5 separate regions of the Homo sapiens genome follow, and regions 2, 3, 4 and 5 are each linked to region 1. The links are chromatin contacts, found by Hi-C in ENCODE. All regions are on one chromosome and are shown on one strand. The core of a region is the stretch at or near the end of the contact, and the rest is flanking DNA. Distances in the headings are between cores, read along the strand shown.

The links. A loop is a pair of places that touch in the nucleus more often than their neighbours do. Pooled maps may share reads with other maps.
Region 2: a map of CD8-positive, alpha-beta T cell shows a loop between it and region 1 (6-fold over the local background). The contact joins the promoter of NBEAL1 here to the promoter of FZD7 in region 1. A Hi-C loop is called at or near these places in 5 of 168 maps with a recorded cell type or tissue (CD8-positive, alpha-beta T cell, gastrocnemius medialis and naive thymus-derived CD4-positive, alpha-beta T cell) and 13 of 50 pooled maps.
Region 3: a loop to region 1 is called in a pooled map, with 6 times the contacts of the local background. The contact joins the promoter of HYCC2 here to the promoter of FZD7 in region 1. A Hi-C loop is called at or near these places in 6 of 50 pooled maps.
Region 4: a loop to region 1 is called in a map of CD8-positive, alpha-beta T cell, with 5 times the contacts of the local background. The contact joins the enhancer-like site here to the promoter of FZD7 in region 1. A Hi-C loop is called at or near these places in 5 of 168 maps with a recorded cell type or tissue (B cell, CD4-positive, alpha-beta T cell, CD8-positive, alpha-beta T cell and 2 more), 5 of 37 single-sample maps with no recorded cell type and 13 of 50 pooled maps.
Region 5: a loop to region 1 is called in a map of naive thymus-derived CD4-positive, alpha-beta T cell, with 13 times the contacts of the local background. The contact joins the promoter of CASP8 here to the promoter of FZD7 in region 1. A Hi-C loop is called at or near these places in 3 of 168 maps with a recorded cell type or tissue (CD4-positive, alpha-beta T cell, CD4-positive, alpha-beta memory T cell and naive thymus-derived CD4-positive, alpha-beta T cell) and 11 of 50 pooled maps.

The regions. Positions count from the first base shown.
Region 1 is chr2:202,032,532-202,035,176 of GRCh38, reverse strand. FZD7 (frizzled class receptor 7) reads right to left here and starts at 1,322. Exons shown (of 1, transcript NM_003507.2): 1 at 1-1,322. The coding sequence starts at 529. RefSeq lists enhancers at 281-400, 1-438 and silencers at 1,001-1,080, 1,191-1,740.
Region 2 is chr2:203,013,526-203,016,170 of GRCh38, reverse strand. NBEAL1 (neurobeachin like 1) reads right to left here and starts at 1,296. Exons shown (of 56, transcript NM_001378026.1): 1 at 1,189-1,296; 2 at 1-15. RefSeq lists a silencer at 1,195-1,424 and an enhancer at 1,063-1,616.
Region 3 is chr2:201,070,339-201,072,983 of GRCh38, reverse strand. It overlaps HYCC2 (hyccin PI4KA lipid kinase complex subunit 2), which reads left to right and starts at 1,313. Exons shown (of 13, transcript NM_001321623.1): 1 at 1,313-1,374. It overlaps NDUFB3 (NADH:ubiquinone oxidoreductase subunit B3), which reads right to left and starts at 983. Exons shown (of 3, transcript NM_002491.3): 1 at 925-983. RefSeq lists enhancers at 461-1,084, 1,221-1,310, 1,331-1,600, 1,085-1,710, 1,701-1,840.
Region 4 is chr2:201,235,212-201,237,856 of GRCh38, reverse strand. It overlaps a transcript of CASP8 not described here. Among named protein-coding and RNA genes, the nearest start is that of CASP8, 24 kb to the left of the region's middle. Within about 2 kb of position 1,321, at least 7 of the 41 ENCODE cell types and tissues checked have a DNase peak (open chromatin) inside an H3K27ac peak, as active enhancers do; they include CD8-positive, alpha-beta T cell, where a contact is called at or near this core.
Region 5 is chr2:201,259,191-201,261,835 of GRCh38, reverse strand. CASP8 (caspase 8) reads right to left here and starts at 1,300. Exons shown (of 9, transcript NM_001372051.1): 1 at 1,223-1,300.

The sequences.
Region 1 (2,645 bases), core at 73-2,572:
TGGGGCCGCCGCCTGGGCCCCCGGAGCCGTCCGACGTGTTCTGGCCCACGCAGATCTCGCCCGCACCGTGCACCGGGAAGTTCTCGCAGCGCAGCCGCTCGGGCCACTGGAAGCCGAACTTGTTCATGAGCGCCTCGCAGCCCTGGCGGGCGCGCTCGCACAGAGAACGACACGGCGGGATGGCCTGATCGAGCACGGTGCACACGGGCGCATACATGGAGCATAAGAAAAAGCGGAGTTCGGGAGAACACTGCACCTTCACCAGCGGGTAGAACTGGTGCACCTCGAGGCCCGCGTCCTCTTGGTTCGTGTGGCCCAGCAGGTTGGGCAGGATGGTCTGGTTGTAGGCGATGTCCGTGCACAGCGGGATGGAGATGGGCTGGCAGAAGCCGTGGTCCGGCACGGAGATGCCCTTCTCTCCGTGGTACGGCTGCGCCCCGGCGCCCGCGGACAGTGCGCCCAGCAGCGCCAGCACCAGGGCACAGAGGCCCAGGGACGAAAGCGGAGCGGCCGCGCCGGGGTCCCGCATCGCCGGCCGCGAGTGCAGCGGTGCTCTCAGCCTGAGGAGTGCGACGAGGCGGTTGGGAGAGGCTTGGATGCGGGGAGGCGCCGCCGCGCCCGACGCATGAGAGTCCTCACGGCGCCGGGGCCGGGCCGTGGGCGGCGTGGAGCAAAGGGCGCTGCCGCCTGGGTGCCCGCGCCGCGAAGGCGCCGCAGACGCCGCCGCCCTGCACTCGCAGGGCCGCCGGGGGCCCAAAACTCGTCAGCCTGGGTTGGGGGCGCCGAGGAGGGCCGCCTCGCTCTCCCCGCGGGGACGTAACGGTGCGGCTCCCTCCGCCGCGAGGAGCAACAAGCGGCTCCGGCACCCTTCAAAGTTTGCCCAAGACTCTGGACCCCCGGCGCACCGCAGCGCGCACGCCCCCCGCGCCTGGTCCGGTCCCCGCTAGGAGAACCCCTGCCGCCGCCGCTCGCTCGCCCCGGCCGCCGCCTCCGCGGTGCTGCCCCGCCTCCTGGCCTCGAGGCTCCGCTCGTCGCCGCCTCCTTCGCCTCCTCCTCCACACCCCGCTCCTTCTTCAGCCCCAAAAGCTCGGCCCCAAGTTTCAGCCAAACGGCCGGCTCTTGCTGAGTCCGATCTCGGCCCCGGAGTCGGGAGCACGGCGAGTTCTTTTTGGAAACCCAGTCACACTGCGTCCGAAACCGCGAGGCGCTCGTGCCCGCGGCCTGGCCCCGGCCCCTCCAGCCCCTCGCAGCCCCAGCAGCGAGTCCTGGCGCCCGCCGCCGCCGCCGCCGCCGCCGCCCGCCGGGAGTGAGCGCCGACTAACGCCTCGGAGTCGCGCTGGTCGCCAGAAGAAGCGTCGGGCTCGCGGGGTTCCGGGCCGGCCCGCCCCCTCCCGTCCCCTCCCGTCCCCTCCCCTCCCCTCCCCTCCCCCCCCATTCACAAACCACTCCGGGGGCGGCCCCAGGCCCCGGCGGCCCAATGGCGGCCTTTGTTTTTTCGGTGGCCGCCTTCGGATTGGGCGGAAGTCGGAAGGGGCGGGCGCGGGAGTGGCGGAGGCGGTGTCCGCGGCGCTCTGGGCGGATTCCTGAGGGGAGGGGCGGGGGACTGGGAGGGAAAAGTTCGGAAAAACTTTTACCCTGAATTCGCTCAGGGACGAAAACGCGCAGAAAGGGAATTTGCTTCAAAGATTTGTTCCTCTTCCTGGTGCACTCAGATGCGCATTCCTGAGCAGGGGCGCCTTCGCCAGCGGCGTTTGAGGGGAGCGAGGACCGCGCAGCGCCCCTTCGGGGAGAGACGTGACCAGGAGTCGCGTTAGGACTGCAAAGGCTGGCTCTGGCGGGGCTTTCGGGTCGCCGGGTCCTCAATGTGGGGTTTGGGACGGGACGAGAAGGGGGTGCGCCTTGCGGATCGCCTCTTTCCCCCCGGACCCAAAGAGTCCACGCGAGGCCACAGTCCCCTCTCCCCTCCCCCGAGTTATAAAAAGGAGGAGGGGCCGCCTCCGAGGAGAAACCCGAGTCGGGCGGAGGGGGCCGAGTGACGGCGGGAGGAAGGACCCCTCGGAGGAAGGGCCCGAAGCAGGGAGAGCGGGGAACCCGGGCTCAGGCCACCCCGCCCGCGCGCACGGCCTGGAGTCTGGGGAACTGGGGTGACTCTAGCGAGGTTTTAAGGAAACGAAGACGGCGTTGGGGAGACTGGTTCTAGAAGTAACCTGAGACCGAGCGCCCAGGAACACTCTGTACGACGCGCCGGGCGTCTCAGTGGCCCCGTGTGCCTTGGTTCTGCGGCGTGTGCCCTTTCGGGATCCCATCTTCGTTGCAGAAGCAACCATTTGATCCTCCATTTAGAATCTGCGTAGGAATGTTTTAATGCGTCTTAGAAACCAGGCTAATTAAAGAGTTTTCAAAACACAAAGCGGGGTTATCCTCGTTCTCGGGTAGCGTTTTCTGATTGGCAAACGTTCTTTTGTTCTCGGTTAAATCTTCGTCTTGAGCCAGGCGCTGGGCGCTCGCGCGCGCTCTCTGGTTACTCCTGCGGGGGTCATAAGTCACCAGGGGGCCTCTCCCCTCTCTCCGGGCTGCCAGGAATATCAGGAATTCCCATGCAGGAAAGTGACATGTTGAGAAGGAAAAGAAAAAAATCAATCAAT
Region 2 (2,645 bases), core at 47-2,546, 980 kb before region 1:
GGCAATTAAATAAATCTGTGAAAGAGAAAAACATCCACAGGTTAGAAAAAGAGGCCATACTAAAAAATCTAGACTTATCAAAAACTAAAGATGTATCTTCTTCACTTCCCACAAACAACCCGCTATACTTTCACATGGACTGATTAGATTTCATAGAAACTTGTGTTTCAGGAAAACATCACAGCTAACACAGTATGTCCACCATAGAATCCTCTAGGGCAGACAGACTCCTAGAGATGGGTACATGTTCATAACCAAGAATGCGTCCAGTGAGAATAAGGAGCAAGACTCCCTTCCCACTCATACCTTTTGTACAGATACAAGGAAAAGGCCCACATCTCAGACATTTCAAATACATCAAAGCTCTTAGAATGTTCTTGTTCTGGTCTCCTCTTCAAAGTTGTTGGGGCCAGGCGCGGTGGCTCACGCCTGTAATCCCAGCACTTTGGGAGGCCCAAGTGCGTGAATCACCTGAGGTCAGGAGTTCGAGACCAGCCTGGCCAACACAGTGAACCCCTGTCTCTACTAAAGAAATACAAAAAATTAGCCGGGCGTGGTGGCGGGCACCTGTAATCCCAGCTACTCAGGAGGCTGAGGCAGGAGAATTGCTTGAACCCGGGAGGCAGAGGCTGCAGTGAGCCCAGATCACGCCACTGCACTCCAGTCTGGGCGACAGAGCAAGACTCCGTCTGGGGTGGGGTGGGGGTGGAGTAGTTGGGACTGTTTGCTGTGTTGCAGGGCAGGGCGTGGGGGCGGGGGAGGAATTCCCAGTTCGTTTGTTCTAACAATCCTCGGAGAGTGGAAGTCCACCCGCCCACCTGGCCTCTCCACCTTTCCATCCAAGAGAAGTGGGCACGCACACACCGGCGAGGAACTTCCCAAAGAAGCATCCAAGTGTTTGGGGGAATCTTTTAATTTCCTCCTCACATCCCAAGACAACCCAAACAGAGGCAAACTTAAGGTGTGCCGAGCTGCCAAGAGAAGCTCTAGAACTGAGGAATGCGGACTCGGCGTCTCCCGACCGCGATCCCAGCCTGCACTACAGTATCGGAACACTCCCTGACAGCCTAGCCCACTCAAAGCCGCCCCTCACTCTGCAGCCCCTCCACCACCAAGCACCGGGGCCCTCCCATTTCTTGCCATGCCGCCCCCTCTTCCCAACGGCCCGCTCCCCATCACCGGGCTCACATTGTGTGCCGCGCGGCAGCCGCCGCCCGGCAGCCGTCTAACTGCTTCCCTCGACCCCTTCCCAAGGCGAAGCCCCGTGTCACCCCGCAGCCAGGCAGACGAGCGGGCGGGACATGGGGGCGGGGCGAGAGGCCGGGAGGAGCAGGGGGCGGGGCTGCCCCCTGGGCTAATCATTTCGGCCGCTGAGGATTTACCCAGCCGTTGGGCGGCAGCTGTTCAATGGTCGCGTAGGCTGGGGATGGGCGGGGTGACCTGAAGCCCCGCCCCAGCATACCTGCGCAGCCGCAGTCGACAGGCTCTGGCTGCCCATCCCTTGGCGGGCGCCGGCCGCGGCACTGAAACGAGCCTTCCCTCAGCTGGACATGGAGGAGGGCTGACGTGCTGACGTCTACGCCCGCCCCGCTTTTCGCTGATGGCGTCATTTCCGTGAGTCATCTGAGGGCGTGAGACCCTACGGTGTTAAAGGGGATTTTGTTTCACTTATTTGTAGAACCGGGATTGGTTCTGGGAATTTAGAGTAATGTAAAAAGACAAAACACACACAGACACCCCCCAAAAACTCCTCTTTTCCTTTTGTGCCTGCTTTCGTCGTCACCGAGTGTCATATCCAAAGGGCTTATTTTACCACCACTAAAGACTTCGAAAGGGTTTTTCTTTTTCAGAAAAGAAGCAAAAGGCTTTACTAACTATAGACAACTTTCAGAGAGATTTGGTTTTTGTATAAGGAAAGAAAAACGCGTAAGATAACTCACCTTTGTTAAACATTTCCACAACTTTTTATTGTGAAAGATTTCAAGTATATTCTAAAGTAAACTAGTATAACGAAACCCTGTATACCGTCACCCAACTTCAAAAATGATCAACTAATGTCCCATCTTGTTTCATTTGTAACAAGGATCCACAAATTGCCTGTGAAGAGCCAGAGACGAGGCGCAGTGGCTATCGCCTGTAATTCCAGAATTTTGGGAGGTCTAGGCGGGCGAATCCCTTGAACCCAGGAGATCAGCCTGGGCAACAGAATGAGACCCTGTCTCTGCAAAAGAAATTTTAATTAGCTTGGCGTGGTGGTGCACGCCTGTAGTTCCAGCTACTTAGAAGCTAAGGTGGGAGAATCGCTTGAACCTGGGAGTGAAGGTTGCAGTGAGCTCCGATGGCGCCACTGTACTCCAGCCTGGGCGACAGAGCGAGACACTGTCTCAAAAAATAAAAATAAAATAAAAAGAGCCAGACAATAAATGTTATAGGCTTTGCAGTCCATTCTGGTTGCAACTTGCTTAACGAAAATCAAAAGAACAATATTTTGAGATGTGAAAATTAGACGAAATTCAAATTCAAGTTTCAGTGTCCTAAAATTTTAGTGGAACACAACCATGCCCATTCCTTTAGTATTGCCTATAGCTGCTTTCACTCTACCATGGCAGAATTGAGAGTAGTTGCTTGCAAATTACACCTTCAAT
Region 3 (2,645 bases), core at 64-2,563, 960 kb after region 1:
ATATACTGTGGCCCTTTGGAGGGACACAAATCATTGTAGTAACTAAGATTCCGACCCCGGCCCCACCAATTTTCAACCCCTTGAAATGTAAAATCACCCCTGTTAAGACTGCATGTTCTAAGTTATTGGCAATGCTTTATTTTCTAATCTAAGAGGTGGATACAGGAGTGTCTGCTTCTGTTAGTTATAATTTTTTAAAATGTATGTTTTATACACCCTTCTGTATATATACTTGACAATAAAAAATAAAAATAGAAAAATTGACTTAAATTGTGCTGAGGACTGAAAAATGGTGGTTATTTCCGTTTCAGAGCAGCTCAAATAATAACAGTAAGGAAATTAGTTAAATAAAGAAAAAACATGCAACCAAAAATTTTAAAAGCTATCTATGTCTGAAGTGAATCTAAAAGTCTCATGAAGATCAACCTCCACTAAAGGAAGCTGGCTCTAAGAAAATGTGCTGGTATCCTTTCCCTAAGAAAGAAATAAGAAGATAATGCTACTTCCACTACATGCAATTTTAGTTTACCGAAGACTATCAAGTATATATCTTAACTTCCTCGTATTAAAAACTGTGATTATATGAATATTAGAACATAAAAAACAAATGAACTGTTATTACTTTTAGTGATGCTGTTCTTCTGCCTTTGCGATCCAAAGGCAAACAAAGACAATTTTGCGTGTGGCAGAAGCGGGAACAAGCACCTGGATTTAACAACTACAGTAATGATCACTGAATCCTCCAACCACCTCTTCCTACCCCAACTCTAAACTAGGACTTCATTAGTTCTCGCCTGCTAGTTCTTTGATCTCCCTCCCAGCCTCCCATCCTTCTCCATTTAGTCTCTCCTTTTCTGCACTCCCCAGAATAGAGTCTAGCTCTTAATCCTAATCAACGGGCCTCCCACCAACTCCCTAATTTACCTGACAGCAATCTGACCTCTCAGGACACTCAACTCTGCAACCGGAGCCAACCGGAAACGGAGGTTGTCACCTCGAGTTTCTCACGGCAGGAAAGCGGAGAAGCCGCTTAACGTTCCGATACTGGGTTAGAGATTCCTGAATCAGGTAGAGACTACATGAGGGACGCTGGAAGTCGATTATTTTCCCAGTATATGTGCATCCTCAATCTGACTGAGGTAACAGATACTGTAGAAAAGAGAAGGGCGGGGAAGATAATATGTTGTCCTTGCTTGGGGACGGAATCCTTAGACACCGCACACAGGGCGGGGCTGCCGGCATACTGCAGCCAATAAGGGAGGCTGTTGTTGAGAGCGTGTTCTCACCCAATGAGAGGGTTGGTTGTTGCGCTGCAGTTGGCAGGCTGCTGCGGGAGGCGGCGGCGGTAGGAAGCCGGAGACAGCAGGGTGACAGGTAGGCGGCGGTGCTGTCTTTGGGGGAGGCAAAGTGCTAGATGAAGAGGGGTTTTCTTCTCCTTCGGCCGCGGAAACTACAGACGGGAGCTGGCGAGGGTGGTCTGGAAAGGCGGTAGCCGGTGTGTTGGTGGTCCCGGAACCTCTCGTAAACCAGGTAGCATCTTGGGAGGGTCGTGAGGAGGAGAAGGCGGCAGCCGAGGCGGGTGGAAGCCGAGCCTTGTGGGGCGACGTGGGGGCCCACCTAGGGCGTGGGGGCTGCGGTGGCGCCAGCAGAGAGGGAGGAGAGGCGGGAGCAAGGCGGTGTCGTGAGGGCTGAAGGGATTCTTTGCACAAAGCCCCAGGCGAGAAAAGGACACGGCATTGAAGACAGTTAAGAGAAATCCCAGTGATTGCTTCTTAGGGCCATTTCCTGGGGGTGGTGAGGGGGAGCGGAGAAGAAAAATATTTACTGGCGGTCAGATTCTGAACACTCATTATTGCTGTACATTATGTAATCTTTGGCTGTTATTTACCCAAACAACTAGGTTGTCCCTCCTGGGAGAGGAGGTCTTGCAACCTATTAATGTGTTAGAACACTTTTTTCATTGGCTTGAGTGCCATTTACATTGGCAGGTTCTCTAGGCGAAGGGTGGTAGCATGGAGGATAGAGTAGTCACGAAGAGCTTATCCCAATTATGGACTTGACAGATACTAGTTTGCGATGAATGTGGCCAGGTTCATGTTTTGTAGTTCGTGAATTTATTTGAGGGTCAAGGCTGACAACATTTTTTAAAGATCTTCAGAAAAGTGGGGAATCCTTTAAAAATGTACAGTAGGAGCTCAGTGTAAGTTGGAAAATGACTAGAAAATTAGTTGGTAGATCCCTTCCTCCCCCCAGGATATTGTGGAAGTTAGGGACTGTGCAAATAAGGTGGTGGTCTGAATATGGGGAAAAAAATAAACTTTTTTTTTTTTTGAGACGGAGTTTCGCTGTTGTTGCCCAGGCTGGAGTGCAATGGCGCGATCTCGGCTCACAGCAACCTTCGCCTCCCGGGTTCAAGCCATTCTCCTGCCCCAGCCTCCGGAGTAGCTGGGATTACAGGCATGCGCCACCACGCCCGACTAATTTTGTATTTTTAGTAGATACGGGGTTTCTCCATGTTGGTCAGGCTGGTCTCGAACTCCGGACGTCAGATGATCCGCCCGCCTCGGCCTCCCAAAGTGCTGGGATTACAGGCGTGAGCCACCGTGCCCGGCAGAAAAAAGTCAACTTTTAAGTAGTTTGTTCTG
Region 4 (2,645 bases), core at 72-2,571, 800 kb after region 1:
ATACTGCTTGATCACTACACAAGGCTGGCCCACAGACTGCTTTGGCACAAAGGCCAAAGACTACTAGGCTCAACGTTAATTCCTGTCTTTCTGGGCCAAGATAAAGCCAGAAGACACAGAGCCATCCACTGATGCACCAGTAAATTAATGACTTTACAAACCAGCATGCATTCTTGCGGGGAGTGTGTGCAAGTGGGAAAAAAACTGTCTGGATATCAAAATCAGTCACCAAGCTGTATATTTACAACTTGTGAATTCTTCAGTATTTATGTAAGGTTTCGATACAAATTTTACACCAGAAAATCAACATGACTCACTCCAGTCTTCTAATTTTCTATTTTTCCTCCGAGACCTTGCTGGATGTTTTCTTTTCTTTTTCTTTTTTCTTTTCTTTTTTCCTTTTTTTTTTTTTTTTTTTACTCTGAAGATCTACTGGAGAGATGTTTTCATAAAGATAGAGAAAAGGGTCTGGACAAGGTGGCTCACGCCTGTAATCCCAGCACTTTGGGAAGCCGAGGCGGGCAGATCACTTGAGGTCAAAAGTTTGAGACCAGCCTGGCTAACATGTTGAAACCCCATCTCTACTAAAAATACAAAAATTATCTGGGCAAGGTGGCAGGCATCTGTAATCCCAGCTACTCAGGAGGCTGAGGTGGGAGAATCTTTTGAACCTGGGAGGCGGAGGTTGCAGTGAGCCAAGAACGTGCCACTGCACTCCAGCCTGGGCGACACAGCAAGACTCTGTCTCAAAAAAAAAAAAAAAAAAAAAAATAGAAAGGGGTCATACTGGGGAAAAGGAACAAACACAGACGCACTGAAAAGAATCCAAATGGTTAAGAATATGACAAAGAGAATCAGAGACTACGAAGATTTAATTCAGGAGGGTGGGGATAGAAATAATTTGACACTGCTCTTCAGCTAAATTTATTCTTTACTTGAAAACTTCTGTCTGGCCAGGCACAGTGGCCCACGCCTGTCATCTCGGCACTTTGGGCAGCCGAGGCAGATGGATAGCTTGAGCCCAGGAGTTCAAGACAAGCCTGGGAAACATGATGAAACTCCATCTCTACAAAAAATGCAAAAATTAACTAGGTGCGGTGGTGCGCACCTATATTCCAGCTACTCGCAGATGGGGAGCTGAAGTGGGAGAATCACTTGAGCCTGGGAGGTTGAGTCTGCGGTGGGGCCAGGGTTCGGTAAGCCGAGGTCACACCACTGCACTCCAGCCTGGGCGGCAGAGCCAAACTCTTGTCTCTAAAAAAAGACTTTTTAATAGAATTTTCATGTTGGCTTGCTGCCCTCTGGTGGAATTATTAGGGTTTATCACAAACACTGTGGAATTCACTCTGGCAATGACCACTAACACAAAATACCGATGGTTCTTGGGCATAACTCTCCCCCTGGGGAGTTAGATCTTTGACTTCATGGCGTCAGGAATTTGTTATTGGCCTGGACAACAGAAACATGTCTGGAAAATCCCCAAATATTTGGAAATGAAATAACACAACTCTAAATAATCCATGGGTCAAAAAAGAAATCAAAAGGAAATTATGTAGTATTGAATTAAATTAAAATCAAAACAAAATATCAAAATGCATGGGATGCCGCTAAAGCAAGGCTAGGAGAAAATTTACAGAACTAAATGCCTAAAAGGAGCAGGGGTGGGGAGGGGCAGGAGGACAGGATTCAAGAGGGCATACGAAATATTTTGGAGGTAATATATATGTTCACTATCCTGACTGCAGTGATAGTTCCACTCAAATATATACAGTCATACGTCACTTAATGACAGGCATAAGTTCCAAGAAAAGCATCGTCAGTGATTTCGTCATTATGCCAACATCATAGAATGTACTTATGCAAAACCTAGATGGTATAGCCTACTACACACCTAGGCTATATGGTCTAGACTATTACTCCTAAGATGCAGACCTACAAAGCATGTTACTGTATTGAATATTGTAGGCAATTGTAACACAATGGTAAGTATTTGCATATCTAAATATATCTAAACATAGAAATGGTACAGTAAAAATACCGTATTATAATCTTATGAGACCACCATCATATATGTGGTCGGTCATTGACTGAAATGGCACATGAATATATATATGAGTGTGTCTATATGACTGTCATATATGTCATACATATGTCAAAACTTATCAAATTATATACTTTATATGCCATTTGTTGTATATCAATCATATCTCAGTAAAGCTGTTTTAAACAACATGTGGCTGTACTATTAGGTAGTACAACTCAAGTGCAATTACTAAGAGAATACTAAAAGCATGCATAATTAACAAGCTAATAAAGGAGTAAGGTGAACTTTCTAAAATTACTTAATTCGTCTAAAAGAAATCAAGAAAGTAGAGAAAAGTGAATTGATGCCACGAATAAAAAACAACTGGAAATATAGTAGATTTTAGCCCAATTATATTGACAATTACATTAAATGAAAATGGACTAAATACTGTAATTTTAAGAAAAGTACCTTCCAGAATACATTTTTCTATAATAAAAGAAAAACTTGAACAATACACCACTTACGGCAGACACATTTCAAGTATAAGAACACCGAAACACTGAAAGTATAAGGATGGAAAAAGATGTACCAACTGATATCATTATACTAATATCACATA
Region 5 (2,645 bases), core at 51-2,550, 770 kb after region 1:
CTTGCAGTGATAACTAAAAAGCAAAACATGCATTTGCCATCGGAAGCAGAAACCTGCATCTCATCCGAAGCTTGAGAGAACCTGAAAGCCACTCGCTCTCAGGCCCAAACCCCTAACCGGCAGGTAGTATTGCCACTCCCTCCAATCCAGGCTGGCTGCCTCAGACTGCGGGCTGCCCCGGAACCTGACAGACATCCATTCTGCACGCACATGATGTCCATAACAGGGCGCTGCAGCCACGGCATTCAAACAACCCAGCAAAGGTGTCCAAACCTCAGCAAAACATATAATCCCATCATTTTCAAACAGAATGAAACTTGCAACTTCACCTGTAAATTCTTAACCCCACAAGTGCAGGTCTCTGATTGTGTCTATCTAGTCTTCCCATTATATTGTTTTTTGAACTGTTCTGTATCTTTTTAATTTTTTTTTTTTTTTTTTTTTGAGACGGAGTTTCGCTCTTGTTGCCCAGGCTGGAGTGCAGTGGCACGATCTCGGCTCACCACAACTTCCACCTCCCAGGTTCAAGCGATTCTCCTGCCTCAGCCTCCCGAGTAGCTGGGATTACAGGCATGCGCCATCATGCCCGGCTAATTTTGTATTTTTAGTAGAGACGGGGTTTCTTCATGTTGGTCAAGCTGGTCTCAAACTCCCGACCTCAGGTGAACCACCGCCTCGACCTCCCAAAGTGCTGGGATGACAGGCGAGAGCCACCACGCCCAGTCTTTTTTAATTTCTTTAAAAAATAAATAATTGAATTAGTAGGACCACATGGGTGTGTTTGTGTGTATGTGTGTGTGCGTTTATGTTGGCAAGTGTGTATGTTGGTGGGTATGTGTGTTGGTGGGAGGATAGCTGTAGCAGCAAAGTCAGTAGAGATTTAAATTTTGGCTTCTATTATTTCACAAGTTTGACTGGGATCAGGATGAGGCCTTTATACAAGTAGTTAAACTTGCAGCATTTCAGAAGCTCCTAGGACTTCATCAGTCTAAGCTAGAATGGCCTTCAGATCTGGAAACTGCACGGCCCTCGGCAAGGCTCTCAGAGGGACTGCTACCTCTTACACTAACTTCATGGTTTCCCCATCCACACTCACATACGAGGATCACCTCCATGGCCCCAGGGCCACCCGATCTCACTCTCAGCAGCCTAGAAAACTCCAGAATCAAAGGCCTTCCTCCCAAAAGGCCCCTCTGACCTTAACAAAGAGGCAAATCCTTACCTTACTCTCACGATGGTAGCACCTTCGTCACAGGCCTATCCACTACCATCTGAGCATCTAAGACAAGAGCAAACGTCTAATGAAGGACGGAAGGGCACAGCCAGCCAGCTCTACTTCCTGTTTCGAAACTCCTGAGTCACAAACACTAGAGGGGAAAGAGCGCTTACCACTTGCCCCTGAGTGAGCAGAGTGCCTTCTAAAGCTTCTAAAGCTGCAGGAAAAAGGCCTGGTGGTCCAGGAGACCGCACGCAGGGCACCTGGCCACCTGAGCACTGGCCCCTGGCTGTGACTTTGGATGGGCCATTTTACCTTTGGGGCCTCATTTCCACATTCCAAAACAAGGACGTTGGACTGGATTGTAACTAAGAACACTTTCATTTCATATTTAGGATTTAAAGATTTTTCTGGGTTCATCATTAAGACTTTAATTTTTTCATTCAATGAATCTTGATGGAGCACCTCAGAGAGGTCTTGAGATTGGACACTGCAGAGCCCTCTCATCTTGGTTCTCAGGGTGGCTGTGAACTTTCAGAGCTAAAGCCCCTGGTTTAGCCAAGGAGCATCTCTGTGGCCCCAAGGTCACCAGATTCCACCCTCAGCAGCCTAAAATACTCTAAAATTAAAAAAAAAAAAAAACTCTAAAAAGAAAAAACTCTAAAATGAAAAACCTCTAAAAAGAAAAAACTCTGAAATAAAAAAATTCTAAAATGAAAAAAATCTAAAAAGAAAAAACTCTAAAATGCAAAAACTCTTTGGTAAGATGGTAAGTCCATCTTACCAAAGGTGATCCTTGTATATGAGTGTAGCTGAGGAAACCATGAAGTTAGCTGAAAGCTGGGTTTACCATCTTATCAAAGAAGCAAATCCTGGGGCCCTCACCATGTTGGGCTCTAGGGATATACCAGTAAACAAAATATTGCCTTCATACTGAGAGTTAGATGAAATGTTTTCTGATATTAAAAGTAGGAAAAGAAAATCAAACACCTCTCTTCTTTGAAACTGCCTTTTGTCTTTCCCCAAATAGAATATAAGCTTTCAGAGGGTAGGGACTCATAGCTGAGAAGACTGAACGAAGTATCTGAAAAGGACTCTTCACCAGAGAGGGCTAGGTCAAGATGGCCTCATAATATCAATGCCTGGATGGCCACCGTGGCTCATGCATGTAATCCTAGCACTTTGAGAGGCCAAGGTGGGAGGATCCCTTGAGCATAGGAGTTTGAGACCAGCCTGGGCAACAAAATGAGACACCATCTCTATGAAGAAAAATTTTTTAATTAGCCAGGTGTGGTAGCACGCGCCTGTGGTCCCAGCTAATCTGAAGGCTGAGATGGGAAAATTGCTTGATCCCAGGATGTTGAGGCTGCAGTGAGCCGTGATTGCACCACTGCACTGCAGCCTGGGTGACAGAGCAAGACTTTGTCTC